Linked DNA regions of Homo sapiens: all the other regions are linked to region 3. Evidence: chromatin loops called from intact Hi-C (ENCODE). Cell type or tissue: heart right ventricle. All regions are shown on one strand. Links, peaks and the distances in the headings refer to the core of each region. The heading gives the core; the rest is flanking DNA.

The links. A loop is a pair of places that touch in the nucleus more often than their neighbours do. Peaks named below come from ENCODE experiments on the same cell type or tissue, not always from the same donor. Only the 100,000 strongest peaks of a DNase experiment are listed, where the experiment ranks them.
Region 1: it touches region 3 in a loop (2.5-fold over the local background); 5 of 110 quality-filtered maps call a loop at or near these places.
Region 2: it touches region 3 in a loop (6-fold over the local background); 4 of 110 quality-filtered maps call a loop at or near these places.

Annotation. Positions count from the first base shown.
Region 1 is chr15:25,529,708-25,539,854 of GRCh38, reverse strand. All of the region lies in intron 1 of LINC02250 (long intergenic non-protein coding RNA 2250), which reads left to right. Among named protein-coding and RNA genes, the nearest start is that of LINC02250, 44 kb to the left of the region's middle. In heart right ventricle, for the core only: no CTCF peak of the experiment used is centred there; no DNase peak of the experiment used is centred there.
Region 2 is chr15:25,613,762-25,623,908 of GRCh38, reverse strand. No RefSeq gene overlaps it. Among named protein-coding and RNA genes, the nearest start is that of LINC02250, 40 kb to the right of the region's middle. In heart right ventricle, for the core only: no CTCF peak of the experiment used is centred there; no DNase peak of the experiment used is centred there.
Region 3 is chr15:25,664,742-25,674,888 of GRCh38, reverse strand. It overlaps a transcript of ATP10A not described here. Among named protein-coding and RNA genes, the nearest start is that of LINC02250, 91 kb to the right of the region's middle. RefSeq lists enhancers at 766-1,473, 1,474-2,182. In heart right ventricle, for the core only: a CTCF peak has its summit at 4,794 (motif pointing left); a DNase peak (open chromatin) is centred at 4,748; H3K4me3 peaks cover 1,290 bases; H3K27ac peaks cover 2,230 bases.

The sequences.
Region 1 (10,147 bases), core at 1,435-9,434, 140 kb after region 3:
AAAGATTTCTTAAATAGGACACAAAAAGGGCTAATCATAAATAAAAAGATAAATCATTCAAATCACATTCAAATTAAGAATGTCCATTCCTTAAAAGGCACCATTAAGAGAGTGAGAAGGCAAGCCACAGAGAGAGAGAAGATATTTGCAATTCATGTAATCAACAAAATACTCAGATCTAGAATATCAAAAGCATCCCTAACGAATCCATAAGAAAAGATAGACGACTCTATTGAAAAATGAGCAAGTGATCCAGAGATTTCTCAAAAAATGTACTGTCCTAAATGGGCAATAAATTTATGAAAAGTTTCTCAATCTTGTTAGTAGTAATTGGGAAATGCAAATTAAACTACAACGAGAAAGACGGCCAATCACAAGTGTTTGGTGAGGATGTGGAGCGCACTGTTGCTGGAGCACAAGTTACTGCCACTTTGTTTTTTGTGTTTTGGGGGCGATGGAGTCTCACTCTGTCATCTAGGCTGGAGTGCAGTGGCGTGATCTTAGCTCACTGCAACCTCTGTCTCCTGGGTTCAAGCGATTCTCCTGCCTCAGCCTCCCAAGTAGCTGGGATTACAGGTGCGCATCACCAACATGCCCGGCTATTTTTGTATTTTTAGCAGAGACGGAGTTTCACCATGTTGGCCAGACTGGTCTCAAACTCTTGACCTCAAATGATCTGCCACTCCAGCCTGCCAAAGTGCTGGGATTACAGGCATGCACCACCATGCCCAGCTAATGTTTCACCATGTTGGTCAGCTAGTCTCAAACTCCTGACCTCAAGTGATCTGCCCGCCTCGGCCTCCCAAAATGCTGGGATTACAGGTGTGAGCCACTGCACCTGGCCAGTTACTCTCACTTTGGAAACTGTCTGGCTACATTACTGGAGTTGGAAATAAGTATCACTATGCCTAGGGTGACCATATTTTGAGAGTGAATGTAGGCTTTTACCAGATAGGACAACAGGCATAAATTGGGATTGTTCCAAGCAAACTAGGATGTGTGCTCACATCAATTGTGGTATATTCTCTTACCCAGCAATGCCACTTCTAGGAACGCCAAGACACAGGCCCAAGCAGACACAGAGCAGCATCTTATGTAAGAGCCCCAAACTGGGAACAATCCAAATGCCCATCCACTTAGAGTGTATACATAAATTGTGGTGTATTCATACAGTAAAACATTAGACAATTAGGAATACATCAGCTAGAGATACATGAAACAATATGCTGACTCTCACACAGTATCGAGAAAAAAGTGAGATACAAAAAAAGTGCATGTTGTATAATTTCAGGCAACATAACATAAATCATAGTGCGATAAGTCAGGATAGTGTCACGGTAGCAGACAGTCTAATGCCTTCCCTAAAAGATGTCCACACACCAATCCCCAAAATCTATGAACATGTTACTTTTGAGGAAAGAGCTTTTATCTGAGTAATGCAAGTCCTTTTAATTATCAGGCTCAGAGAGACCTTAAAATGAGGCAGCAATTGTGTCTTGCTTCCCCCCATGAGCTTCCCCCCATGTTCATCTCATGAAACTGCTTGCTATTGCCACAAGTAGCCATAAATTAACCCAATAATGCCACACCAGACACTATAACACACATCCTAAAGCTTAACAATGGATAGCCAATCACTAATCAATGTTATTCCTGTAAACCAATGAGAATTCCTAACAAACAACTTTGTATCAGCCCACTTCCTGCCCCACTTTTTTGCATTAAAAAATCCACTAGTAACTGTGGCTGTTCTGAGTGTATATTCAGGGCTACTTGAATCCAGGCCCTCAAGCTTGGCCCCAAGTGGACTTTCCACGTAATTTTGCATCAGCTTCTTCCTTTCAGGCCAGCACCTTATATGGCAAAAGGGACTTTGCAGATGTGATTAAGGTTGAAAACTGTGAAATGGAGAGATTATCCTGGACTATCCCAAGGGCCTAGTGTAATCTCAAGAATCCTTAGAAGAGAAATAGGGAGGCAGGAGAGTCAGAACCAGAGATGTGACAACTGAAGTCATGTCAGAGTGATGCCTTGTGAGAAAGACTTGACTGACCATCGCTGGCTCTAAAGACAGAGATGGGGCCATGACCCAAGGAATGTGTGTGGAGTGTGGAAGCTGGAAAAGCTTATTCCCTAGGGCCCCAAGAAGGAACACAGCCCTGCCCGCACCTTGATTGTAGACCCATGGATACTATTTCAGCCTCCTGACTCCAGAACTATGAGATAAATTAGTGTGTTAAGCTACTAAATTCATGCTAATTTGTTACAGCAGGGTCGGGGAGGAAAATAACTTAGCTCTAAATAGTTCTTAGCTGGGATCCATTGTAACAAAAGATAGACTAACCAGAGAAAAACAAACGACTATACAGCCACGTGTCATGCAACAATAAGGTTACATGCTGAGAAATGCATCATTAGGTGATTTCCTCCTTGCATGAACATCATAGAGTGGACTTACGCAAGTCTAGATGGTACAGCCTACTTCACCCTAGGCAATATGGTATTGTCTGAAATCTAGTTATGCAGCACTGACTGTATCAACATAAATACATCAAATATACATGGGAGATACCTAGGGAAAAATGAGTAAATCTCAAAGAGATGTCTTAGTATTTGGTCTTAAATACCATCTTAAGCTAAAAACAGAGAAAGAAGGGTGTGGGGAAGGCCAGTCATGGCCAAGTGCCTAGGAAAAGCAGGGTACCCAAGAGTCAGGTTTGCTATGCAGATTTCAGCGGCTGCCTCTTCATTGATAAGAGTCTGGTGATTTAGAGTCCTCTTTCTCTTCCTGGTACAGAAAAGGAGACATCCAAGCAAATGGAGATTTTCTCTACAAATGTAAATTTCCCCTTACAAAAGGGTCACTTCGACTTTTATTTTCAGAGTTTCTCCTGTGTCTGCAGTTTCACAAAATAACCAGGTCAAAATAATCCTTATGCTAAAGAGACATATTTTGGGATGGCATATTCTCGTCTTCTACAGGAGCAATGAGAAAACTCATTTAGCCATCTTTCAAAAGGAGGGAGCTCTGGGGTTCCTGGAAATATTCTATTCATGAATCTACATGATCATGTTACACGTGTTCTTTATGAGATATTTCAACAAACATCTCATAAGGTATATTTATTTTTTGTGTGCTTTTCTGTGTGTCACAGTGCACATGCACACACGCACACACACACGCATTTTAAAAACCTACTTAACAAGAAAAAAACACAAGTTACTCAGAGGCACCCACAATATGTTCACTGCCCCCGGGTCTAGTCATGATGGTCGGTCAGGAAGTCGCCAGTTCTATTGATGCTTCAGAATTAAGTGAAAGAAGCACAAATCTGTCTAACACAAGACAAGCTTTTGGGTGCCTCACTGAAGAAACTCTAGCAAATAACTACCGAATGAGAAGATCTGGAATGTTGCCTTTTCTTTTTTAATTAAATATTCTCTGTAGGAGATGAGGTTAATGGAGTATCTAGCACAGTGCCTGGCACATACACCCACACTAACTCCCAATGTTGAATCTGAGAGTTTGAGGATTTCTTTTTTTGCTGTTTGGGGATCCTATAAGGCAGATAAGAAATGAAAATAAATACTAAGTCCCCCACCCAACTAAATCAACCCCCTCTTGGCCAAGGGGACCCCAGAGAAACCTTAGAAATTGAGTTCCCGTCCGTGAGGGAACAGGAGGTGGGACACGCCTCAGTGTGCCCCTCCTCAGTAACCTTAAACCAGAATTCTCTCTGAGGAGGAAGCAGAATCCAGCACTGGAAAACAGGAAGTGGACAACTTATTCCTTTATCGCCTTTAGCCAATCATCTGAGGGCAGGATCAGACTCCCCCTCCCTCTTTAGTCTCAGCATGACAGCCCACCAGTTTCACAATGCACCTCTTCCTGATAACTGACCACCATTTCTGGTCTGGTTTTGGCTGAATCTCAGAGGACGCACACTGAGGGGCTTCATGTCCTCTGCTTCACCTTTTGACATCAGAGGGCCAAAATGTCTACCCTCGGATCATGCCACCACCACCATTTTTTGAACATGAGACCCATGAAGGGGCACGAAGCTCAGTTGCACATGTACACATGTCTTTCCTTTCATAAATATTCATGACTCCTCCAATAGCTTATTGAATATGCATATTCATCCCCCGACTCAGCTCCCTCTACATTCCCATTCCTGCTCCCTCTACCCTTCCCTCGAAGTGCTTTGTCTCTGCGTGCGCTGGAGGCTACCCTTCCCAGCCTGCAGGATGGCCACCTGTTATGAGAAATAAAGCTCTCCTTTCCAAATATATGAACCTCACAATTCTTCAGCTGACACAGGGAATCAGCATTTAGGCCTCGATTTACCAACAAAAGAGGTTTCTTCTTGCACTTCATAGCAAATACAATATTTTGTCTCAACTACTGCCTTGATTTTTGAAAACTTTGCTTTGTGAAAATTACTTGATTTAGGGACATTCCATGTAGAAAATGCCAAATTGAAAGGTTCAAAAAGAAGTCATTCTTGTTAATCAGAGAAAGCCATATAGGAAAAAAGAAACTAGAAAAGGTTATGCCACAGTCATTTGCCTTATTAAAGCAAACTCAAAATGTTCAAAATTGAGATTTAAAGTATTAGTGATGCTGGTAATTATAAAAGGGTTCTCTGGCCCACTATACTCTTCCTGGGAATTTATTAAGAAAATTATTCTACAGGAGACTAAGGAGAGTGGCAGCAGGTCGTTTCACTTGTAGTCAAGTATGATAGTCTTAGGTGTCAGTTTGATTGGACTGAAGGATACCTAGATGCCTGGTAAAGTATTGTTTCTGGGTGTGTCTGTGAGGCTGCTGCCAGGGGAGACTGACAGTTGAGTCAGTGGACTGGGAGAGGAAGACCCTCCCTCAATGCGAGTGGGTACCATCCAACTTGGCTGCCAGTGGAGCTAGAAAAAGCAGGCAGAAGAAGGTGGGATGAGCTGGCTTGCTGAGTCTTCTGGCTTTTCATCTTTGTCCCATGCTGGATGCTTCCTTCCGTTCCTCCTGTCCTTGGACCTCAGACTCCAGGTTCTTCGGCCTTTGGACTCTTGGATTACACCAGTGATTTGCCAGGGGCTCTCGGGCCTTCATCCACCAACTGAAGGCCGCACTGCCTGCTTCCCTGTTTTTGAGGCTTTTGGACTCGGACTGAGCCACTACTGGCTTTTTTTCTTCCCCAGCTTGCAAGCGGCCACTTCTCCCTAATAAACTCCCTTTCATATATAAATATATTCTATTAGTTTTGTTCCAAGAACCACCCTAGCTCCACTGAAGGGCCTCACGTATATCCACAAAATGACCGTGTCTATCCTACTGCTGCTGCTGTGAGTCAGTGATATGTGGGTGGGAGTGCGCAGGTGCAAAACTTGCATCGCATTTCCTATCTTGCTAAAACAATCAAGAGCAAGTTGAATGTACAATTACTTTTAAAAATGAATAATAGTCAAGTTATAATAATATAAGATGGCATGGTGAGAAAAGAAAAATAACTTTTAACTGAGGAATACGAGTTCTTTTGAATTACCAGGCCTAGAGACATTAAAATGAAACCACAATCACCTCCTACTCCCTGCTTTGAGCTGTGTATTCATCTCCTGAAACCGTTTGCTATTGCCACAGGTAGCTATAAATTAACCTAATAGCGCCTTACGAGACACTGTAAACAACACCGTAAAGTTTAACAATGGATAGCCAATCTCTAATCAATGTTATTTCTGTAAATCAATGAGCATTCCTAACGAACAACTTTGTATCAGCCTACTCCTTGTCCCTTTTTTGCCTTTAAAACCTGCTTGTGGTCAGGTGTGCTGGCTTACACCTGTAATCCGAATATTTTGGGAGGCTGAGACAGGCAGATGGCTTAAGCTCAGGAGTTCAAGATTAGCCTGGGAAACATGGCTAAACCTTGTCTCTACAATAAATAAATAAATAAATAAATAAATAAATAAATAAATAAAACCCACAAAAATTAGCCAGGTGTGGTAACATGTGCCTGAAGTCCCAGCTACTTGGAAGTCTGAGGTGAGAGGATCACCTGAGCCCAGGAAGTTGAGCCATGATCGCAACACTGTACTCCAGCCTGGGCGACAGAGTGAGACCTTGTCTCTAAATAAATAAATAACTTTAAAAATAAATAAATTGGCCAGGTGCAGTGGCTCATGCCTGTAATCCCAGCACTTTGGGAGGCCAAGATGGGTGGATTGCTTGAGCTCAGGAGTTTGAGACCAGCCTGGGTAACATAGCAAAACCTCATCTCTACAAAAAATATAAAAAATTAGCTAGGCCTGGTGGCATGCACCTGTGGTCCCAGCTACTCAGGAAGCTGAGGTGGGAGGATCACTTGAGCTGGGAGGCGGCAGTTGTAGTGAGCCAAGATCGAGCCACTGCACTCCAGCCTGGGTGACACAGCGAGACTGTCTATAAATAAATAAATAAATAAATTTGCTTGTAACAAAGGCCAAATGGAGCTCATAGCCAGGGTTACATGCGTTTGAGTCTTCTAGGCAGCTGTCTTCACTTTGGCTCAAGTAAGCTCTTTTAATTATATTTTGTGCCTCAGCTTCTTTCTTTTAGTTTGACAGGGAAAGAAGAACCTAGTGTTATTTCTATTCCACAGTTTCAATTAAGGAAGCTATATATGCCTAATACACAAAAGCTAGAGAAGAGCATATTTGCAAAGAGTCATATTCAAGTTAGGGGATTACAGATGATTGATTTTTTTTATTGTTCACGCCTGCCATAATTCTACTACATTGATTTTACAGTTAAATAAACAAGGAAGATTTATTGCTTTATGAAGGAATTTCACCATAAGATTCCTTTAATACTAAACACCCCATTTGCAAAATAATTCAATTGCAAACATTTAATTTTAAATAACAGTATTTGAGTAGAGCACACATTGCATGCAATAGGGCATGTCTATCCCCTGCCAAGCTTTATGAAGAAAGAACCAAACGGGTGAGATTCTGGTCACTGTATTCTGGGCTGTTTAATTTCAGGGTTTAAGTACCTTGTTTGGGATTTTGGGTAAGACATCTGCTTATCTTGGCGTGGCCTGTACTATTTTTGGTGTTCAAAAGAGAATTGGGATTGTATCATCTGGGACCTACATATAAAAGAACGTGCTTTTCTTGCCAACAATGGAGCTGGTGAATTCTCTTTAAAGCACTCTAGTCCTAAAGGAAAAGAAAAAAGTCCTCTTTAATATACACTGCATGTTCAGACTAAGCAATAGGTTGTAAAAAAGAGAAGAGGTTATTGCAGACTGAACTCAGCAGACATGCTTTTTAATGCAGAGCCAGCTTCTTAAATATGTCAACACTGTTTTCTGCAGGGGATAGAGGCAAGGGAAGCTTCCACAGCCCTGTCATGAGGTGCTTCCTGCTCACCCTCTCTATCTAATGGCTTGGCATTGTTTTTTGTTGGCAGTGTTGTGGCTAATGGCATGATTACCTTAGGGAAATTAGGGGCATAATGCAGAGGATGGAGAACTAACTGGCCAATATGTGAGCAAAATACCTACTGCCAGCTCTTTCCTAAGAGCAAGAAGCAAGACCACAAATCCAAAAGAACCAAGTTCAGGAATCTCAACCTCCTTTTAAAAATAAAGATGAAGGAAAACCAGTGGTAGCTTCATGTGCAGCAGCCAAAGATTTTACATCTGGAGGATTTCTTTCCTGGAGGAAAATTCAAGTGTGAGCAGAGCACCTGCAGATTGAAAATGATCTTGTGAAAACGCGGACTCGGGAGGTGCCCCAGGCATGCGTTCCAAAGGAGCCTCCCAGCTGTGCAAGGCACCAAGTAGGAGCTCAGAAAACGGTCACCACACTCAAGTGCACAAAAATATCAAGAGTATAATGGCATTGCTTATGGAAAAAAGTAAAAAAAAAATATGATTAATACAGAAAGAGAAGAGGACCTGCAAGAAAGACATTTAAGATTGAAGAGGGAAAAACTCAAGAGGAACAAGCTGTGAAGAGAGATTAGTGATAACAGACAGCACGTTTACATTGTGTGTAGCTTTTGACCTGTGAAAGATGGAAAACGTGTGCCATGTGCTCAGGTCATGCCGGCTTCATTATTGCACCCATCTAAGCTGACCATGTACCCAACAATGTACTGGACCTCAGCCACTGGCGAAGTGCTTCTTGTCCAGCAGGAGCTTGGGAAAGGCCAGTGGAGCTCCCATGGAAACGCCGAGGGGAGCTGACAGGGCACAAACACCAAGTCTCCCAAATACTGTGCACCCGTAGTCACTTCCTAACTTGGCCAGTCCAGGATCACTCAGAACCCACTGAGGAGGGTTGTCAAGGCTGTCTCTTTAAATTCAGCCCAAGTTCTCCCCAGGAGCCTAGCCTATTTCTATTAAAGGACTGCTGGTTTCTTTTCTTCTAACCCCAGGCCAGCAAGAATCATCTTTTTGCAAAGCAAGAAAAGGTCAGGTGGAGAGGTGCTTATTCCTGCCTTCTCTTTGACTCTCTTTTCAAAAGAAGAAAACAAATGGGTAAGATGAAATGTGCCCTGGGAGAAAGCAGAAGGTTTATCCATCAAGCTGTTTTGCTCCCTTTGATGGAATAGGTTTCAAATAGCTTCCTAAAATAGGAGTAGGTTGTGCCACATCTGGTTTATAGAGTTCATGTGTTTTAAGGGGCCAATTTTAAATTCTATAACCACCTGAAAATGGGAGCAGAAAAGAATTCATTTTTGTCACAAGCACCAGAGACCCTATCATCCTTTGCTTTTCATCCACATTTAACTGGAAGGGTATACATTTATTTCTGAAACTTCAGGGGTGGTACAACCCATGAGGAAGCACCTGCAACACAGATAAGTGGAGAACAGAAAATAAATTGGTATTGTGTGTAGCTTGCTTCCTCTGAAAAATTGAAAACATGTACCATACTCTCAGGTCACACCTGCTGGATTATTCCATCCAAGCTGACCCTGAACCCAACAATGTACCAGACCTTGAGGGGACTGCAAAGGTGCAACAAAGGTGCAATGTACTGGCTTAAAAATGAAGACAAGAGCTCAGAGAAAGGATGAGTTGTGTTGAGTGGAAGCAGGCATCGAATCCAGCATGGGAAGACCAATGACTCTGCTAACTTCCATGTCCCTGCCTCTGCCAGCCTGTGAAGTTCCCAGATCACCCTGTAATGCTGAACCCAAAGAGATCCTATCTCTACAAAAATTTTTAAAATAAGCCAGGTGTGGTGGCACATGCCTGTAGTCCCAGCTACTTGAGAGGCTGAGGTGGAAGGATCGCTTGAGCCCAGGAGTTCGAGGCTGCAGTGAGCTATGATCATGCCACTGCACCCTGCCTGGGTAACAGAAGGAGACCCTATCTCTAAAAAGAAAAAAAAAAGTGGGCAAAGGACATGAATAGATATTTTTCAAAAGAAGACATACAAATGGCCAACAAGCATATGAAAAAAGGCTCAACATCACTAATCATCAGAAAAATGCAAATTAAAACCACAATGAGATACCATCTTACACCAGTCAGAATGACTATTATTAAAAAGTGTAAAAACAACAGGTATTGGAGAGGATGTGGAGGAAAGGGAATGCTTATATACTATTGGTGGGAATGTAAATTAGTACAGCTTTATGGAAAACAGTAGGAAGTTTTCTCAAAGAACTAAAAATGGAACTACCATTTGATCTAGCAACCCCACTACTGGGTATCTAGCCAAAGGGTGAGAAATTATTATATCAAAAAGATACCTGCACTTGTATGATTATCACAGCATTATTCACAATGGCAAAGTCATGGACTCAACCTAAGTGTCCGTCAACAGAGGACTAGATAAAGAAAATTGTGTCACATATACACCATGGAATACTATGCAGCCATGAAAAAGAATGAAATCATGTCTATTGCGGCAACACAGATGGAACTGGAGGCCATTATCCTAAGTGAAATAACTCAAAACAGAAAGTGAAATACTGCATATTCTCACTTATAAGTGGGAGCTAAAGAATGGGTACACATGGACATACAGAGTGGAATAACAGGCACTGGAGACTCCGAAAGGTGGGAGGGTGGGAGGTGGCAGAGGGTTGAAAATTACCTATTTTTTACAATGTTTACTATTTGGGTAATGGGTACACTAAAAACCCAGACTT
Region 2 (10,147 bases), core at 1,480-9,479, 51 kb after region 3:
TGTAGAGAACCAGTGAATGAGGAGTGCTGGGGAGGGGCTGGTGATGAGGGTGCCGGGAAAAGCTTTTCAGAGCTGGGTGGAGGCCAGGGGGATGAGTCCTGGAGGATGGCCAGGTGTGAAGGAGCAGAAGTCAGGTAGGAGAAGTCAGCATGAGAGAAGGCAGGGTAAACCCATTTTAGGATTCAGGGAGGGAGCCACTCACACTGTCCTGGGCACAGCAAATGGACTCCTTCCAGGCCTGTTCTGAGGTACCCATGTGCCCTGGAGCCACGATTTTGTGCCTCCTTGATCTTTTCAGCCCCTGACAAATAGCTCTTGAAAATATTGCTTGGATTCAATACTAAGCAAATAAAAGTGGGGAAAGTCCTTTTTGCACAATAATCACAGCAAGCCAGACGACAAACGTAGAATATCTGGAAATGAGGATCCCACTGAATGGTGCACTCCCCTCTGCAAGCTCCCACGCAAACCCAGATGACAGTGGCCCTTTGTGCATTCAGTCCCAAGGACACTCTCGTCCCTCCTGAAGCCTTGGCAGTTTGACCTTCTACACTTTGCTGTTAGGGGCAAGTAACCTCTTGCTTCTCGGTGCATGTTCTTGTTATTGTTTGCCCAAGGCTGCTCACATTGCTACTGTAACTGTCAGGATCTTGCAAGACTATGTCCCTGGAGGTGGCTTCAAGAAGCGTCCAGGTGTAAACGGAAGAAATGGCAGTTGGACCAGCATCTTCCAAGGAGTTAACCAAACCAGCGGCTGTCTGGTTCCAACTGCAAACTCCAGTAGACACAAAGGGCTTGCCCAGACACTCGACTGGGAGCCTCAGCCACACTCCAGCCTGCTTTTCGCTTGCGCTGGCCCAGTCCCTTAACATGACCAGCCCCCACGTTGAGTCTTTGCAGTTTGCTGCCAAACTGCAAAATGTACATCGTCCCAACCCACATCGCCAAAACAATTTCCAGTAATCCCCTGCTTACTTCAATCCTGTAACTTTTCATTTCCCCACATCCCCTCTCGTCACCTTTTTGGTTCTCCCTTTTATACTTCTCATAGCCTGTTTTTGTTCCTTCTCTGTTCTCTTCTTTAAAACCCCTACCACCTTTAGGTCTTGGTTGGAGTTGAGTTCATTTATGCTGGTGTCCCTTTCCCCCATTGAAACAGTCTGAATAAATCTGTCTTGCCACCTTTAACAAGTGTTCTGTGCTGTTTCTCGTTGACATAACCAGCTGGGATACCAGACCCTCTCTGGGACTAACTGAAGATGCTTCCTGACCAGCAAGTCAATTGGGACTCAATGTGACCAATTAGTTAATCCGAGCTGGGGGCCAGCCTCAGTCCTCCATTAGCATGGCCACAGTAAAACCTCTACCATCAGCATTCCTGAACTTTCCCTCTCAGAGACTCAGGTGAGCAGACTTCCTCACTGGTGTGGGAGCCCTTGCCTGCGGAGTAAATTCCCAGCTCCACTCGCTGACCCCTGGGGCACCCAGGGTCCTCCATGTGTTCAGGGGAACATGGGCTGTGATTCAGGACGGGATCTGCCCTACCATGCTCGGGATAAAGAACCAGAGACCTAGGCCGAACTGCAAACACCACCACTTAGAGCTACCATTGACGCACCCCCTCCTCTGCACCCTACACTGTGGGACATTCACACGTATCTATTTTCATTTGATTTTCCTCCAACAACTCTACCAAAGAGGAAACCAAAGCCCGTGAGGTTGAGAACCTGCCACAGTCGCAGAGCCAGGACTTGGAAAAGTGGAGGTTCCATGTCATGTGCCTCTGGTCCCAAAGCCACCCCCACCCCACGCTGTAGTGTCTTCTTGCCCAGTGCTCCATCACTGGGGCAGTGGACACTTGAATAGGAGAGCTTTCCCCAGATGCACCTCTGAGGTTTGGAGTGGAAACACCGGGGGCATGGTCGGGCGCAGTGGCTCCCAGCTGTAATCCCAGCACTTTGGGAGGCCAAGACGGGTGGATCACCTGAGGTCAGGAGTTTGAGATTATCCTGGCCAACATGGCGAAACCCTGTCTCTACTAAAAAATACAAAAATTAGCTGGGCATGGTGGTGGGTGCCTATAATCCCAGCTACTCCGGAGGCTGAGCCAAGAGAATTGCTTGAACCTACAAGGCGGAGGTTGCTGTGAGTTGAGATTGTACCACTACACTCCAGCCTGGGTGACAGAACGAGACTCCATCAAAAAACAAACAAACACACAAAAAAACCAGCAGCAGGGCGGGTAACTTGAAGAATGAAGCCCTTGGGGCCAGGGCTGGCTCCCAGACACCAGTAGCCACTGGATTCTCAGGACAGGAGAGAAAACCAATCTGCTACAAGAGGTGGCTGGAGGGTCAAGTTCCAGGGTGGAGAGAAGCCAGCCAGGAAACAGCAGGAACTCCAGGAAGCAAACATCTTCAGGGTGGTCTCATGGCAGCCTCAAGCCAGCAAAACACTCTCTGGGGCCCAGATAGGGAAGTGTCTCTCTCACACAGGACACCTGAGTTCTAGGCAGAACCCACAGGGCTAGCATGCCTGTGACTGGGAGTTTGCCATGGCTCAGGGTCCCTGGGGAGAGAAGGCAGATGCCGGCAGAGTTGGACATGTCTGCTGACCCTGGCTGGTGCCCACCATGATGGATCTGTGTCCAGGCTTGGGCTGCTTGGCCAGGCTTCTAGTGAAGGGAGGAACCAGCCTGCGCACCAGAGTCAGTGCCATCAATCCAGGCAGGTTCTCAGCAGCTTGGGCTATTTCTAAGCATGAAGTCCAGCAGCATTATGTACATCCAGTGCTGTGCTACCACCACCACCCTCCATCCCCAGAACTCTTCGTCTTGCCAATTGAAGCTCTGTACCCATTAAACAGGAGCTCCCCTTTTCCTCTTCCCCCAGCCGCTGGCAACCACCATTCTATTTTCTTTCTCTAGGAATTTGAAGACTCTTGGCACCTTATGTAAGTGGAATTATCCAGTATTTGTGCTTTTGTGACTGGCTCATTTCACTCAGCATGTCTTTAAGGTTCATTCATGCTGTGCCGCATTCCGATTTCCTCCATTTTAAGGCTGAATAATATTCCATTGTATCCATACGCCACATTTTGCTTACCCATTCATCTGTTGATGGATATTTGAGTTGTTACTACCTTTTGGCTGCTAAGAACAACGCTACTATAAATGTGGGAGTGCAGATATCTCTTCACGACCCTGATTTCAATTCTTTTGGGTATCTACCTAGAAGTGGAATTGCTGAGTCATATAATAATTCTATCGTTGGTTTTATGAGCAAATTCTACATTGTCTTCCACTGTGGCTGCACCATTTTACATTCCCACCAGCAGTGCACACAAGGGTTTCTACTTTCTTCACATCTTTACCAATATTTGTTATTTTTGGGGATAGTAGCCATCCAAATAAGTGTAAATAATGTATATTTTTAAGCCCTTAGATTTTTTGTTTTGTTTTGGTTTTTTGCTACAGAGTCTCCCTCTGTCGCCCAGGCTGTAGTGCAGTGGCGTGATCTCGGCTCACTGCAACCTCTGCCTCCGAGGTTCAAGCGATTATCCTGCCTCAGCCTCCTGAGTAGCTGGGATTACAGGCACCCGCAGCCACGCCTAGCTAATTTTTTTATTTTTAGTAGAGACAGAGTTTCACTATGTTGGCCGGGCTGGTCTCGAACTCCTGACCTCAAGTGATCCACCCGCCTTGGCCTCCCAAAGTGCTGGGATTACAGGCGTGAGCCACCTTGCCCTGCCTAAACCTTTAGATTAAGGAAAGTAGGGAAGTGCTTCTGCTTAGGGCCAAAGACTCAGACAATCAGAGCTTGGGGTGAACACAGCAGTCTTTTTCCAGGAGCGGCAGGCACAGCTACTTGTGCTCTTCGACATCTGCTTACCCATTGGTATCTGCATGTTTGACTCTGTCCCAGGCCAGGAGTCTAACCCCTATGGGGTTAGAGCACCTGTCATCTTTGTGTTCCTAGAGCCTAGCCAAGAGCCTGGCGTGCAGCAGCATTCTTGGAAAGGGTGTGTTTCATGGAGTTCTTCATCCCAGACATGCGTTCCTAGACATAGGCACCTATCACCCTGAATCAGCGACTTCTGCAAATGCTTTCCCATTCGTACGCTGGCTTTCCAGCCAGTGCCGGAAAACGTTTTATCTTCTCTTGGTATATTGCTTTATGAAACTGGCTGTGGATGCCTAAATGAGCCATTTTTCACTCCTGGTGACCAGCTTCATTGGTGTACTAATTCCCACAAGGACGTGTAAATCCCCTTTTAAGCTGGAATATCTCCAAGGCCCCATATGCAGGTAGTGAAGGTGGAAATATGTGCTAAGAAAATAAAACCTACATGGAATGAGCCCTGGAGATCGCAGAGAGCATGGCTTAACAGCAAGTGGGGGAAGATGCCTCTCATCAACCCCCATGGCCCGTGGCCGGTGGATGTAAGTCTGGGCTTTCAGGGACAATTTTTCAAATTAAGGCTAAAGAGGCTCAGAGAAATGCCTGGAAGTGTCAGCTCAAATCGTGTCTCATTTCCGCTTGCTATGGTCCTTATGGCCGTGATATCTAAATCCTTTCATTTCTTTCAGTAAGGAGCTGGTGCTGCTGCCAGCAGGATCCTGGTCACAAAGCTGGAGTGGAGAGAAGCAGGAGAGACGGGCTGGCGCTGGATTGGGGAATCTTCTTCTGATATGAAAGGAAACAACAAGCTTGAAGCAGGGGACCTGTGAAAACCATGCAGGAAGATTCGGTTCTGAAATCCGAGAGGAGTGCAGGATGATGGGCACACGTAAAACCAGAAGGGGGGCATCTAGAGCAGGTGGGAAGCCAAGAGCCTGGAGCATGGAATGAGCCAACTCAGCAAACTGCAGCTGTGGGAGGCTGTGGGGTGCATAGGGAAAGGGGCAGGGGCCGCTGAGCAGTGTGGACAGCGTCAGCCAAGGGTCTCAGTACAGTGCATGGACAGTGTATGTGAGCGAGCGTCAGTGTGCATGCATATATGTGTGAGTGTGTGAGAGAGAGCATGTGTGTGTTTGTGAGTAGTGTGTCTATGTGTGAATGCGTGTTTGAGTGTGTATACATCAGTGCATGAATGTGGGTGAGTGTGGGTGAGTGTGTACATATGTGCACATGTGAGTGTGAATGTATATATGTGTACATGTGTATGTGAGAGTGTCTATATGTGTGAGTGTGCATGTGGGCTTTTGTGAGTGTGTATATAGGTGTGTGAATAAGTGTGAGTGCATAAATGTGTCTGTGAGAGTGTGTGTGTGTGAGTGTGCATATATGTGTGTGAGGATAGCAGGTCCTCAAATAACGTCATTTTTAAGATTGTTTTGTTACGATGTTGATGATTTAAAAATCTATTCCTGGCCAGGCCACTGTGTGGAGTTTGCACGTTCTCCCCCTGTCTGTATGGGTTTCCCCAGGTACTTCGTTCTCTCCCACATCCCAAAGCCGTGCAGGTAAAGCAGATCCCCATGTCTCCATGGTCCCCGTGTGAATGAGTGTGGCTGTGTGAGTGCTCCCCATGAGGGCATGGCATCCTAGCCAGGGCGGGTTCCCAGTTTGCACCCTGAGCTGCCGGGACAGACTCCTGTCACGTGAGACCCTGAAGTGGAATAAGTGGGTAAATAATTCATACTAGTTTTTACTAATCTTTCTTAAGTGTTTGTATAGCTCACATGTACTTCAATGTTTAATATTAGAAGTGTTTTGGTCTTTATTAAGAAGTTTGGTGATTTTTTGTGAACAGAAATATGTCATAGAAACTTAAGTCTTGTTTATCTCAATTAGCCTATGGTAAAACAGTTTTATTATACATCATTTCACTGTGAACCTATCGAGGATATTTAGGGAGGACTTACTGTATGTTTGTGTAAGTGCGAGTGTCTGTTAATAAGTGTGTATGAGTGTGTCTTTAGTGTGAGTGTATTTGTGTGTGTGCGTGCACACAGATGTGTACAGGACACCAGGAGAGTGGTTGAGGCTGGCCTGACTCAAACATCTGGGGCTTGAGGGTTGGTGTCACTTTAGGACAATGTAAGATGCTTCATCTTAGGACAGTTCACACATTTTCATATGCCTCCTCATTGTTAGAAAACTGTGTACACACATGAAAAAATGCTCATCATCACTGGCCATCAGAGAAATGCAAATCAAAACCACAACGAGATACCATCTCACACCAGTTAGAATGGCAATCATTAAAAAGTCAGGAAACAACAGGTGCTGGAGAGGATGTGGAGAAATAGCAACACTTTTACACTGTTGGTGGGACTGTAAACTAGTTCAACCATTGTGGAAGTCAGTGTGGCGATTCCTCAGGGATTTAGAACTAGAAATACCATTTGACCCAGCCATCCCATTACTGGGTATATACCCAAAGGACTATAAATCATGCTGCTATAAAGACACATGCACATGTATGTTTATTGCAGCACTATTCACAAGAGCAAAGACTTGGAACCAACCCAAATGTCCAACAACGATAGACTGGATTAAGAAAATGTGGCACATATACACCATGGAATACTATGCAGCCATAAAAAATGAAGAGTTCATGTCCTTTGTAGGGACATGGATGAAACTGGAAACCATCATTCTCAGCAAACTATTGCAAGGACAAAAAACCAAACACCGCATGTTCTCACTCATAGGTGGGAATTGAACAATGAGAACACATGGACACAGGAAGGGGAACATCACATTCCGGGGACTGTTGTGGGGTGGGGGGAGAGGGGAGGGATAGCATTAGGAGATATACCTAATGCTAAATGACGAGTTAATGGGTGCAGCACACCAACATGGCACATGTATACATATGTAACAAACCTGCACATTGTGCACATGTACCCTAAAACTTAAAGTATTATAATAATAATAATAAAGAAAACTGTGTACTCAAATATGACATTTAAATTGTTGGAGCTGGCTGGGCACAGTAGCTCATACCTGTAATCCCAGTGCTTTGGGAGGCAGAGGCAGGAGGATTGCTTGAGCTCAGGAGTTTGAGGCTGCAGTGAGCTATGATCTCACCACTGCACTCTAGCCTGAGAGACAGAGCAAGCCTCCGTTTCTAAATAAATAAATAACTGTGGTAGCTACCTTCAAAGATTCCAAGGACTTCAAAAGGATCCTTGCCTCCCAGTATTCATGCCCTTAGGTAGTCACTTCTTGTACAGAATCAGGGCTGGTGTGGGTGACCCACACAATATGACGGAAGTGATGGTGTGTAATGCCCAAGGCTGTTTCATAAAAGGCTCTGTGGCTTCCACCCCTGTTTCTTGAGTCACTGGCTCCAGGGAAGCCTGCTGTCATGCTGGAAGCACACTGGCGAGGCCTGTGGAGGGGCCCACGAGGAGAGACAGTGACTTCTGGCCAACACTCAGCAACCCCTGCCAGCACTCTCTGCCCAACATGTGAATAGCACCTTGGAACTGAATCCTCCGGCCCCATTCAAGCCTCTGGATGACTGCAGCCCTGGCTGACACCTGACTGCAACCTCAAGAGAGACCCCAAGTCATAACCACAGACATTGTGAGACAGCAAATATTTATCACTATTTGAAGCCATTGAGTTCGGGGCAATTTATTATAAAGCAATAGATAACATATAATATGGAAAATGGGTAAAAGAATGATCTTTGAAAAAATCCTTCTTGTTTAAAAATCCTACTTGTTTTCTCAAGTAGGTTATTAAAAATTATACATACATATAAAAAGAATAGTTTCAGATACATAACTTTAAAAATGCAATTGTATCCATGTTAATGTTTTCAGGTGATTTATAAAAATGTGCTGACCGAAAAGAAAAATATGAACCATACGAACCATGAAAGGTGACCCTTAGACTATGGAGCTCACATTCATATTCCCCTTCTAGCTCTTATCCCTTGACAATTCCCAGTGAGGCTCCATCAAAAGGTAGCCATCCACGTGGAAGATTAATGGAGCCACTACACAAGGGCAAGCAAGCAAGACACCATGCGACACTTCCAGACAAGAGATTGCCTGGAGATTTCGCAAACACACATTTTACTTCAGAGCTGAGCTCTTATTCTAACTCTTGGTTGCTTTCTCCTGCCTTTGGCATTGGAGTGTAGGCTGGAGTCCTCTTAAGGCAGCGTCTTCCAAAAAATATCCTCATTTGAAACAAAGACCGGGTTGTGACAGACAGATCATTTGTGATGGTAAGTTCTTTCCCCACTTTTCTCCCTTTCTGGAAATAATTTTAAAAACAATCCTGGTGATTCTCGGAGGCCATTAGACTATCTCAGAGAAAGCATGGGCATTTGACTGAGTAGGGTTGACCCTGCACTGTCCTGCACCCCAAGGGCACTTGTGTGGCTGCTATGACAAGGGAGTGACATGTGGGCCCCATTCTAAGCCTGTCAATCATCCTGGGAGGCTATTTCCAGGTAGGGGCCTGGGACTCCCCTTGTTACAGAGAGACCCAAGAATCTCTTCCAAAAAGGAGGTAAGCAAAGAACTTATCTGAAGGAAGGCTGCATTGAGTCTTTTTCTGGAAAGGTGATCTGCCCTCTATGGTTGGAAGCACCTGAGGGTCAGTGTGACAGTGATGACAAGTTGGACCCAACTTTGAACCAGATCAGGAGAGAGGGCAAAGCTGGCACCTCACAAATCCAGAGGAGGGGTCTTGTGTCATGGGAATGCCTCCTGGGGACTTGCAGGAAGTCTTTGAGAGAGGTCAGGTGAGGATAGAGCCAGAAAATTGCGCCTTCACCTTGTGAGTGCTCTGGAACAGCCCGTTGTGGTGTTTGCAGTGCTTGCTCAAAAGAGGGAGCACAGAGTCAACACTGTTAGGACCAGATGGGGCTCTGGTGTCAGCAGTGACAGCAAAACCTTGTCTGATTACAATGTGTTCCCCTTGCTCCTCAGGGACACAGGAAGGGCAGCATCTCTGTCATTTCGTATTTGTTAAGTGGGGCCACCCAGGGATACCTGGCCCTCCCTTCAACCAGGATTTGACTGTGAGGGTTCAGTATGGCCTTGGCGCTCACTGCGTCTTCTGATTCCAGACATGAGAGAAGGGTCTCTGTACCTTTGTCCCGACAGTGACCTTTGTCCGAGAATGACTGTACCTTGGTCACTCAATAATTCAGTGCTGATGTGAGGGCTAAGACTGCAACAGAGGAGCTTCCCTGGACAAACGCCCCTGACCTAAGGACAGCAGTCTCCCGTCTCCCTTGATAACGCCACCTCGTCATTGCCATTTGACTGTAGGGAAGGCCTTGCAATTCAGAAAAGAATTATGACAAGGAACAGAGAGAGGGCTCGGTGTGGCTGTCTACACCCTGGCACTACAGGTCCACACTTTCAACACGGGCTCCAGGCTTCATGTTGTCTTTGCCCATGAAGTTCACGGGCCACATGAAAATAATAAAATGCCCCAGGTGTCTACAAAACAAATTCCACAGGTTGGTGAAATGATGAAAAGGTATTTATCTGGGGATGGTCTGACATTAAGAAAAAATATTTTGATCATTGGTTTCAACATTTCTAAAACTAACAATATTTTCCTTCAAAATATCAATACAACTTCAAAAAGCACTGCAGTTTCCTGCCTGCCTGAGAAAGAGTGAGCTCCAGGGATAGCTGGTCATAGGCACTTGTGAGCTCTCCATTGCCTTGCGGGTGACGAGCCCCTCACGGCTAAGCCACAAAAGAAATGGCCCCGTCAGCAGCCCCTGAACCGCAGTGGCCAATGCAGACAGGTGTTTTCAATGGATTCCGTGGAAGAGGAGCTGATTCGAGGATTTGGGGCAAGTCTTGTTTTGGGGAGGTGATCCCAAGGAAGACTGCAAGTGAGGGAGGGAAGACAGCCAGTAGGAGGTGTCATCCAGCAAGTAACTGCAGGGACAGCTGGAGACCAGTTTTCCTGGGGACCTCTATCCACAGTGGAGAACACACCCAAAGGTACTCCAGCCAAGCAGTGAGAAGTAATTTTAAATTATACACATACATTCACCATTTATCTTTATATTGTGCAATGACAGCAAATATCAACATTTAACTCCTAGGCAGAGTCAAGGAAATTATACCATTTGTATTTTGCACATCAGAATGTCTGTATGTTTCTTACCAGAACAATGACTGTGGGAAACTCACTCATCTGATTTTATTTCA
Region 3 (10,147 bases), core at 1,331-9,330:
ACCCAGGTGAGACTGGGGAGGCCCCAGGCCCCGGGCTGTCCTCCCATTTCCCTTCCAGCTTTCAGCACAGCTGCCTTCTCTAATGCCACAGGCAGATTCGTGCTTTACTGCAGAAAGTGGTATTTCCTAGCTCATAATTTAATTATTTTAGAAAAGGCTATCTTTTTAGTTTTACAGATGTTAACTTTGCATCTCAAAGTTAAATGACAAAAAAATAATAAATAATGTAAGACAGACCAGCTGTCCAGCAAATAATCCAGAGAGAAATGCAAAAATGTTCTGGACAGCCAGGGCTGACCCATCTATGCCTTCAGAATGAAGCTGTGAAGTTTCTTTTTATTTATTTATTATTCCCGAAGCCGTGAATTTTAAAGAGGCCTGGCCAGGGACACAATCACTAAATAAAACAAAGAAGGGGATCCTGACTAGCTGGGCCGTCTGAGTTAACCAGACGTCATTTATTATCAACAGCAGTCCCTACGCTGGGAAGACAGCAGAGGTGTGTAGACAGGTAGTGCCAAGCGTCTTTCTCATCCTGAATCTCCTTTGTCCAAGCTCAAGGCCTGTGATGAAGACTCACTCTCAGGCCTTTGGGGTACAAGAGGCTGCCATGGTTATTCTGTTTGGAAAACACTTCCAGAGCCCTGACCCCACGGTGCATGGGTGGCTCTGCCTCATCACCCAGCAAGCCTGAGGGGACCTGGGTGAGCTTCTTCTTTGCCCTCCAACCCTGCAGGGGCGTCAGGGCACCATGCAACTCATGCCCACATGCACTTTGATGGAGAGCGTCCCAGGCTGGGGACACACACCAAGGCTTGCCATCACGTTCTTTTCATCAGTGTAACAGCGGTAACTGTCCAGGGACACGCAACCTCCTTGTCTCCCATCACACTCCGTGGCCCAAACACAGCACAGCTGGAGCCGGGAAATATCCACTAGGTGAATGCCCATCACTGCTACACACTCACAGCTGTCTCCCTCGGCACCTGCACACGCAGGACAGCTCTGGACAGGTGGGGCACTGAGGCAGCCCAGCCAGGCTGCCAAGACAGGGCTAAGAAGCCCAGTGGAAATTGTGGATTTCACCAAAGACTCCCAGAGAGAAGCATTGCCATCCCCTCCCTTCTTTAAATGCAAAGAAAAAAAAATAGTTTGTTGTTCTCAGGACTTCTGGGCATGGCAGTCTCAAAAATGAGCCAAAGCAGACAAGAAAGGGCATGCAAGGCCTTCTCTGGGTGACAGTGACGAAGGGTGAGTCCTTCAGAACGCTCTACTCTGGAAGCCCGGCCCACTGCAGAGTGACATCTCCGTCACTTGGAAGGGCAACGTCGTCCCCCAGCTGTCGGGTCCAGTTCATGCTTGTGAAAGTCCTATGTGTGTGGCCACACATGTGAGGACACATTAGAGTAGTTTGAAACTGAAGAGAGCAAATTGCAGAATGAGGACAGTTCTGACAGAAATGTACCTCTTTTGCAGCTGATGTAGCTGAAAGCCATTGGCTGCTGCACGGGAGCAGCAGTTGTATAAGACCGACACCCAGGAAGCCCCACCTCTCCTCGACGCTTGTTTGAAATTTCTGCCAAGGAGTGTCCATGACAGTGGGTAGCAGGGGCCTCCTCCGCCCCTGCCCAGCGCATAGGGGGAGTCCAGCAGGTTTTGCCTGAGCTACCTCGCTCAACCGGAGTGGGCTGCTCCTGTAAAACCCACCCTCCACGTTGGAATGAGATTCCAGTTCATCCTGACGGCTGACCACTGGAGTGGCAGCCCACCCTGCAGCCCTCAGAGCCCCTGAGGGGCCCTGGGTATGGTTTTGCATGCTGCTCACTGGCCCTGCTCATTGGCCCTTGCCCCTGTGACCCTCCTTCTCCTCGTCCCACCCCAGGATGTTACGCTTGGGATGTGGCCGTGCACACATCCGTACAAGTGTCTCAGGAGCAGTGACCACAGGTTAGTCCTTAAACTAGTAACCCTCCGCACACCTCGTCTTGCCCTAGGACCCCTTCTCCCTCCCAGGCACCATGATTTCCCTTACCCTCGGTCTACCCTCGAAAACAACCACCAAACATATCCTACAAGAGTTTTTTCCATTGTTTTGGTAATCATTCATATAAAATCTCATAACAAGGATAGTCAAGGCATACTCAACATCACTAATCAATAGAGAAAGACAAAACCACAGTGAGATAGCACCTCACCCCCATTAAGAAGGCTTTCTGGATCATTTAAACAATGAAGAAATGACAAGAGCTGGTGAAGATGTGGAAGCTCCAGAGCCCTGTGCACTGCTGGAAGGAATGCAAAATGGCACAGCTGCTGTGGGAAACAATGTGGCAATTCCTCCCAAAATTAAAGGCAGAATGACCATCTGATCCAGCAGTTACAGTTCCAGGTACCTACCCAAGCAATTCAAAGCAGGGACTCACACAGATATTTACACTGCCATATTCATAGCAGCATTCTGCACAATAGCCAACAGATAAACATAGCCCATGTCGGCCGACAGATGAATGAATAAACAAAAATATGGACTCTACATAGAAGGGGATATTATTCCGTCTTAAAAGGAGGGAATGTCTAACACATGTACAACACAGATGAACCTAGAGGACAGGAAACTGAGTGAAGGAGGGCAGTCACGAAAGGACGGGCCGGGCACGGTGGCTCACGCCTGTAATCCCAGCACTTTGGGAGGCTGAGGCTGGTGGATCACCTGAGGTCAGGAGTTCGAGACCAGCCTGGCCAACATGACGAAACCCCGTCTCTACTAAAAATACAAAAATTAGCTGGCGTGGTGGTGGACGCCTATAATCCCAGCTACTTGGGAGGCTGAGGCAGGAGAATCACTTGAACTCAGGAGGTGGAGGCTGCAGTGAGCCGAGATCGTGCCGTTGCACTCCAGCCTGGGCAACAAGAGTGAAACCCCTTCTCAAACAAACGAAAAAAATAGGACAGATGATGTGACTCCACCTACATGTGGTGCCTAGAGTAGTCAAACTTGTGCAGACAGGAAGTAGAATGGGGGTGGCCAGGAGCTGGAAGGGGAAAGGGGAGTTCGTATTTAATGGGCACAGAGTTTCCATTTAGGTTGATGAAAAAGCTCTGCGATGGATGGTGGTGCTGGTTGCACAACAGCATGAAGGTACTTCAGGCCCCGGAACCAACTATATGCTTTAAAGCGGTTAAAATGATACATTTGATGTATGTGCAAGTTACCACAACAATTTTTTAATTAAAAAAAAAAGAGGCAAGAGCACCTTAGGGAATACAATTTTAGATCAAAATATTTTCAAAGCACTCGATTCCGAGACAGAGCTCAGAGAGGCTTCCAGAGCCTCCAGCCTGAGCCTGCTTGGTGGCAGGGCTTGCCTCATCACCCTTCACTTTCAGAGCCTCTGAAAGTTCATCTCCTTGTAAAATCAACATGACAGCAAATGTGTCTGCTCTGACTGGGAAACCCTGAGTAACTTGTTGGAACCCAGGTGGCCATAAATCTCTGTCCTGAGTTATGGCCGGAGATGCAGGAAACACGTGGATGTGGAGGTCCAGTGCAAGTCATTCTGCTATTTTTAGCTCCCACTTTCTCTCAGAGAAAACTGGGGGCTGACAGCCAGGGGCTCGGAAGCCATCAGAAGAGCCACGCTGGGCAGGACAGCTCCCCTGGGGCACCCGGCCGGCCTCTGCAGACATAAACTGGGACACCTTCCCCAACCCTAAGCCAGACACTTCTGCTGTACACACACTGTATTTCCTTTGCAGGAACTACTGCCTCATGATAGCATCTTGTATACTTTATACTCGCTTCTTATTTCTCTGCCCCTTATCCCCTCCCTTCCCACTAAGATGGGGAGTTTCCATCTCAAAAATCCCATACAAGAAATGAGAGAGGAGAGAGAGGGAGAAATTATCTGATAGACGAGACAGTATTTTTCACGGTTAATTGAGGATGATTTTCATAACTGGCAAATGTCATTTTGATCTTCGCTATTAGAACATCTGCACCATCTCACAACAGGAAGCACAGCTATATTCCTTGGGATTTACCTATTCTTAGAACTAAGAGCACACATTCCACCAGCTGTCTCGTGTTGAAAATGTTAGCTTTCCAAATCCACGCAATTGGATTGAGCGTTTATAAATAGATTCAATAAAAGGAGGTTCCATTAGGTCTATACACTAAAACTGGAATTTTTTAAAGATCCTCCAAGGCCCCTTTTATTTGGTCTGTTCTTGAATCATGCCCTGAGAGCAAACCATGCAGTTTTATTGCTGAAGATAATATACATTGTTTTTTGAAAAAAGAAAGGTAATACGATATTCCTCTGTGTGAAGAAGGAGCTCAATTCTCGGCTACACCTAAGCATGCAGCCGCATAGTGATCCCTTGAAAGGAAGTGTACGTGACACATTCAGAGACTGGGAGCCCTCCTGCTGGAAGAGGCTGTGTACACAAAGCCTGGTCTCTGCAGGGGCTTGGGGAGAGGTCTTCACAGCCCCCGAACCCAGGAAATGCCCCCCCGCCCCGGCATTCCTCAATGCACATTCCAGATTTATCAGAAGGCACTGGAGTTAAAGGAAAAGCAAGCCTGCGGTGTATTCCAGTGACATATAAGAATAAGCCAATGCTTCTGGTGTGCCGCAATTTCATCAGTGCTCTCCTAACGCTGCTCTGAACCCTACAGGAAAAATCGTGCCTCCCTGAGCTGTAGAGTGTGAGGCTCTAGGCTATTTTCAGCCTGGATTTCTCACGCGGGCTGGCCACGTGGGGCTGCGGCTGCTGCTGTCTGCAGCCTCCCTGCTGGGGATCCTGCACAAGGAACCAGGATCACATGTCCCCTCCCTCTGGTGGTTCCCTCGTTCCCTCCCCCAGCCCTGACAGGGATTCCCAAATCCAGCCAGGGGTGGGAATCAAATGCAGAGACCCCAGCCCAGGGCTAAGAGTGGTCTCTTTAAATGAGGATGTTGTCTCCAAGACAACTGTCCCATGTTTTCCTAAATGCACATATATATGTAGTTACATATAATCACCTTTTTTAAAAAGCTGTTTCCATGTGCTCTTATTAAGCATAGCACAGTGTAAAGCACAGTCTAGCAAAGTGATGGTGAGTGAGTGCCCACAGGCTGAAGGTGCATGTAAGTAACCTCTGAGAGGGCTTTACCAAATGCCACCCTCAAACACACACACACACACACACACACACACACACACACACACACCATGGCTATACGTGTGCTCGGTATGCGGCTTTAACAAAAGTGTTTAAGATGGAGATGATATGAACTTGGTTCTCTCGAAGCAGAAGCACCAAGGTTTCTCTGTGTGGCAGCTTGGTTCTTACACAGTTAGGTGGAGGGAGGAGCAGCTGGATGCTAACCGTATTCTTGGATCTAAATAAATGTATTTTATACACGGTTTCATCTCTGCCTGCATCCCTATGCTTTGGAGTCAGCTGACTGCGGTGTGGGGAGGCTGGGATAGGAATTCAGGTCCTTCCCTTAGGGCCATTAGATCGGCCACCTAATGTGATGTGACACCCACACATTTCAAAACCAAATGAACCAGCACCCTCCAAGCGCCTGCCTGACGTGTCTCTCATGATGAGGCAGACATCCATCAAAGTGATTTATGCAGATGGACCGCCTCAGCCCTCACAAAAGCCTGTAAAATTTATTCTAATTTCACCCAATGTGCAGATGGGAAACATCAAGTCCCAGAAAGGGTAATTAACGTGCTCAGGTCACATGGCAGTAGCGGTGCAGCTGGGACTAGAGCCCAGGCAGGCTGGTGCATGAGTCTTCCTGACTACATTCTAGGATCTTGGTGGAGGAAAGGTTCTGCAAACAGGAATTTCCACATGTAAGTCAAAAATATGAATTCCATTTGTGCATAGACATACCGATTGTCTTTCTCAAATCCTGGCCTTTGGAGATAAATTAAAATAAACACTTTAAAGGTAATTCCTGTGGGCCCCATGTTATTTCTAAATCAGGGTTCATGTGGCACCTACTGTTTAATTCAATTCACTCATCCATTCATTCACGCATTCAACAAATGTGCACTGAGAAGCACGCCTGTGCCAGGCCTGGGTGCCCCTGCAGCACCCTCAGTGCGCTCACGGCTTCACACTTGGGCCCTGTCCTGGGTACGTTTGGTGCGTTACTGGAGACACGAGCTTTGTGTCAGGTGTGTCAACAAGCGCTGCGAAGGGGCCACATGGGGCAGAGGCTGGCATTGGTGGGGGAGGAAGGGAGGGCAGGCTGGGGTGGGGGGAGCTAAACCAGAGTGGGTGAGAATGTGATCTTGGCATCAGGAGAAGGCACTGGGCTTGGACCCAAAGCAAAGTAACAAGAAGGGGCTTAGCATAGTGGAGTTGTGTGGGAGGGAAGGAAGAAAGGAGGGATGAGGGAGGGAGGGAGGGAGGGAGGGACGGGTTTGCCCCAGGGCTCCAGACATACACAGAGATAAACACAGTGGTATGCACCATGAGGACAAAACTGGGACCAGCAAATGTGGTGGATTTTCTCTAGAATCATCTGCCCTTCCTGCCCGTCTGCTCTCACCCACTGGGTAGCAGGAACAATTTAATGTTTATCCCGTCCCCTCCAAGCAACTCTTCGGGCTGCTCCTCAGTAGGGCTGCTTCTCCTTGCTCTCATCCCCAAGTCTCCTCACCCTGCCCAGCCTTTAAGACGAACCTTGGCTCTGTGAGGGGAAGGTTTTGCAAGGATTGGGGCGGTGGGGGCTCCTGGACCCACTGGAAGGTGTGCTAGGACTGTCATCCACGTGTACAGGCTGCGAGGCTCCTGCTACCTTGACTGCCGACATCAGGGCTGTCAACATGTGGGCTCTCAGGGCCCGCACAGGATCCGGCAGCCTTCCCCCAGGGCCAGCATACTGCACAGGGAGTGTGGCCTCGGGGGCACGTGGGGGATGCCGTCAGGCCTGTGCTCATGGAGAAGGGGTGACGGGTACTGCACTGCTGGAGCTTTCCCTGTCTTCATGCCGTGGATCCCCAAGGTCGTCTGCAGAAGACCATGGACTCCTCACACTCATGCTTCTAAGTGCATGAAATTAACTATATCAGGTGACAGAGAAAACCAATGACACTGAAACAGCAAAATAAGTTTTAAAAAACCAACTTGCTATATGACAACATATGTGCATCATTAATGCATTAAATAATCTGGAAGCTGGTTTCATAGCTGCTGCAATTTTGGAATAGTGAGCACACATGTGTGTCAGGATAATTGCAACAAGCATAATGTGAATGGAAATAGCTGATTGCTGTTGGGGACAGAGTCCCCAGGACAGAGGGTTGCCAGATACAATACAGGACACCAGTTAAATTTAAATTTCAGGTAAACAATGAATAACTTTTGTAGTGTAAGTATGTGTCAAATATTGCGTGAGATATACTAAAAAATTTTGTTTATCTGAAATTTATTTAGGCATCCTGTATTTTTTATTTGCTGAATCTGTCAAACATTGCCTCCCAGTACTGTAACAGTCGTTTATTATGCACATTTATAACTGAAAGAAATGCTAACTTTTGGTTAGAGATTAGTGGCAATAAATATTTTTTTCCCACCCAGGTGTATGGACCTCCCTTGGTCAGGAAGCCCTGGACCAGCACCATCCCTCAGCAGACATTTGGGTGCAGGGCGTCAGCCCACGGCAGGCACCTGTTTTCTGTTCTCACCATCATGCTTCATGGGCTCTAGACCCTGTTTACCTGCTGGCCTGGCCTCACTTGGGGTCTTGCTAGTGTCCTGGACCCTGAGTGTCTGCGGGATGATCCAGAGACTGTTGGGCTGACTCCTCATTGGGGCCTCAAGCCCATGGTCAGTCCCTGTAAGACATCATCTCTGCCATCTCTGAGTGTGTCTCATCTGGACCACCCAACACTCTACCGGATGGAGATTCTTCTCTTATTGGGATCCTTTTCTGGATTATAAGTCCCATGAAGACTGGAGTTAGATCCACCATTGTATTCCCAGCTACTAAAACAGTGCCCTACGCACAGTAGGTGCTTAATATTTTCTGAACGAACAAATACATAAAATAACAAAGAATTACAGACTTCTTATTATGTTGCTGATTATGATTATGTTTGTCATTTGTGTGTAAAATGTGCCCAGAGAGGTAAAATGGAGCCATTTGATACAGCCTTAAAAACCACAGGGATAGGCCGGGTACAGTGGTTCACGCCTGTAATCCTAGCACTTTGAGAGACCAAGGCGGGCGGATCACGAGGTCAGGAGTTCGAGACCAGCCTGGCCAACATGGTGAAACCCCGTCTCTACTAAAAATACAAAAATTAGCCGGGCATGGTGGCATGTGCCTGTAATCCCAGCTACTCGGGAGGCTGAGGCAGGAGAATTGCTTGAACCTGGGAGGCAGAGGTTGCAGTGAGCTGAGATTGTGCCATTGCACTCCAGCTCTGGGTGACAGAGAAAGACTCTGTCTCAGAGCGGGGGAAGAAAACTATAGTGATAAATTTTAATTTCATGAACTGGGAACTTCAGAGCCATGATGAGCTTCTTGGGAGAGAGGGATATATTTGTAGTGTCAATCGAGAAGGAGTATTTTGGGCATCACTCCTGGCTTTCATGAACTGGGAACTTCAGAGCCATGATGAGCTTCTTGGGAGAGAGGGATATATTTGTAGTGTCAATCGAGAAGGAGTATTTTGGGCATCACTCCTGGCAGAGCAAGTGGGAACGAGGAAGACAGCATGGTGACTTCTCTCAAGACTACTGTGCACTAGGAAATCTGTTCCAAGCTCCCTTCCATATGGAAGTGATGTCATAGAGTCCTATTTTCTTCTCTTGGGTCTTCCTAAAATCTGCATCTGAAGCGGCTTCCATAATGCTCAATATAACCTTCCTCCCCAGATCTGGAAGATGAAAAGTCCACCCCCTCCAAGACAGTAGCTGAAGTTTCACATTAAAATGAAAACCTGCCTCTGGGGCAGAGAACACTGAAGTTGGGAAGGTCATGATTTTCCAGCAGTAATTGCCTATCTGGTCCCATCATCTTTTTTGTTCGTTCAAATTCTCAGTTAGTCGGATACATTCAACATATCTGAGCCCAATATGAAAGGGAACTGTAAAGATCACAGCAGCAAATAAGCTCTGGGTACACCCAAAGGGGTCCAGTTGAATCTGAAGTGTGCAGACATTCGGACGTGGTACCACACATGGCCTGGGCGAAGTGAGAAATCACCTTTCCATTCCACACAGACACCTCCTGAGCTCACAGGCCCACACCCCAAGTCAACCCCTACCCCATTCCTCCCCTACTGTCCCCATCTCTGACCCCACCCAATCCTTTCTGAAATCTTCTTAGTTCAGCTTCAAAATGTGTCCAGATGCAATTGTCTCTCCCCACCACCACCCCCAACCCCTGCACTGACTTCCCTGGGACTGCACTCACAGTCCGACATTTGCTCCCAGCAAAGGGGGCCAGATCTCCGTGACCTCCTGCATATGGAGGGGCACACTCCACACTAGGGAGCTGCAGGTCCTGCTCCTCCATGCTCTGTGAGGCCCCTGCACCCTGCGGAACACTCATGATCACCCCACCTGTTCTACTAGGCTCAAGCTTTTCTCTTTCCTCCATGCCTGCCACCCTCTTCAGATAAACTCTCCAATTCACTTTTACACAGATGCTCCTTGGTCCTTGTCTTTGCCCTGCCATGAAGTTAGGGGGTTATCTTTGTCTTTGTTTTGTTTACTTCAGTATCCCAAGTGCCAAGAGCAGTGCCTGGTACACACAGAATGTTCCATAATTATTTCTATGATGAATGAGTGATGGAGCAAACGAATGAATGGATTCAAAGATGAGTGAGACAGATGACTCAGACTTAGTTTCAGGTCGTTTCCATCTGGCTAACTACCAAACCAGCAGACTAGCCGTGTGAAGGATACACCCAATGTCAGAGGAAAGACTTGGGCTGGGCACATTCTCTCATTCCCACAGAGGAACACTCAAGTTCTCGGCAAGCCTGTGCAGAGTGAGTTTGACCGTCAGAGGCAGTTTGTCCCTCTAGGCTGGGGTCATGCCAGCCTTCAGGGTCCACCTGTTATCATAGAAGAGTTTCTTACTCCATAGTTAGAAACTTGTGTGTCTCTCTCCTGCTTGTGATGGAG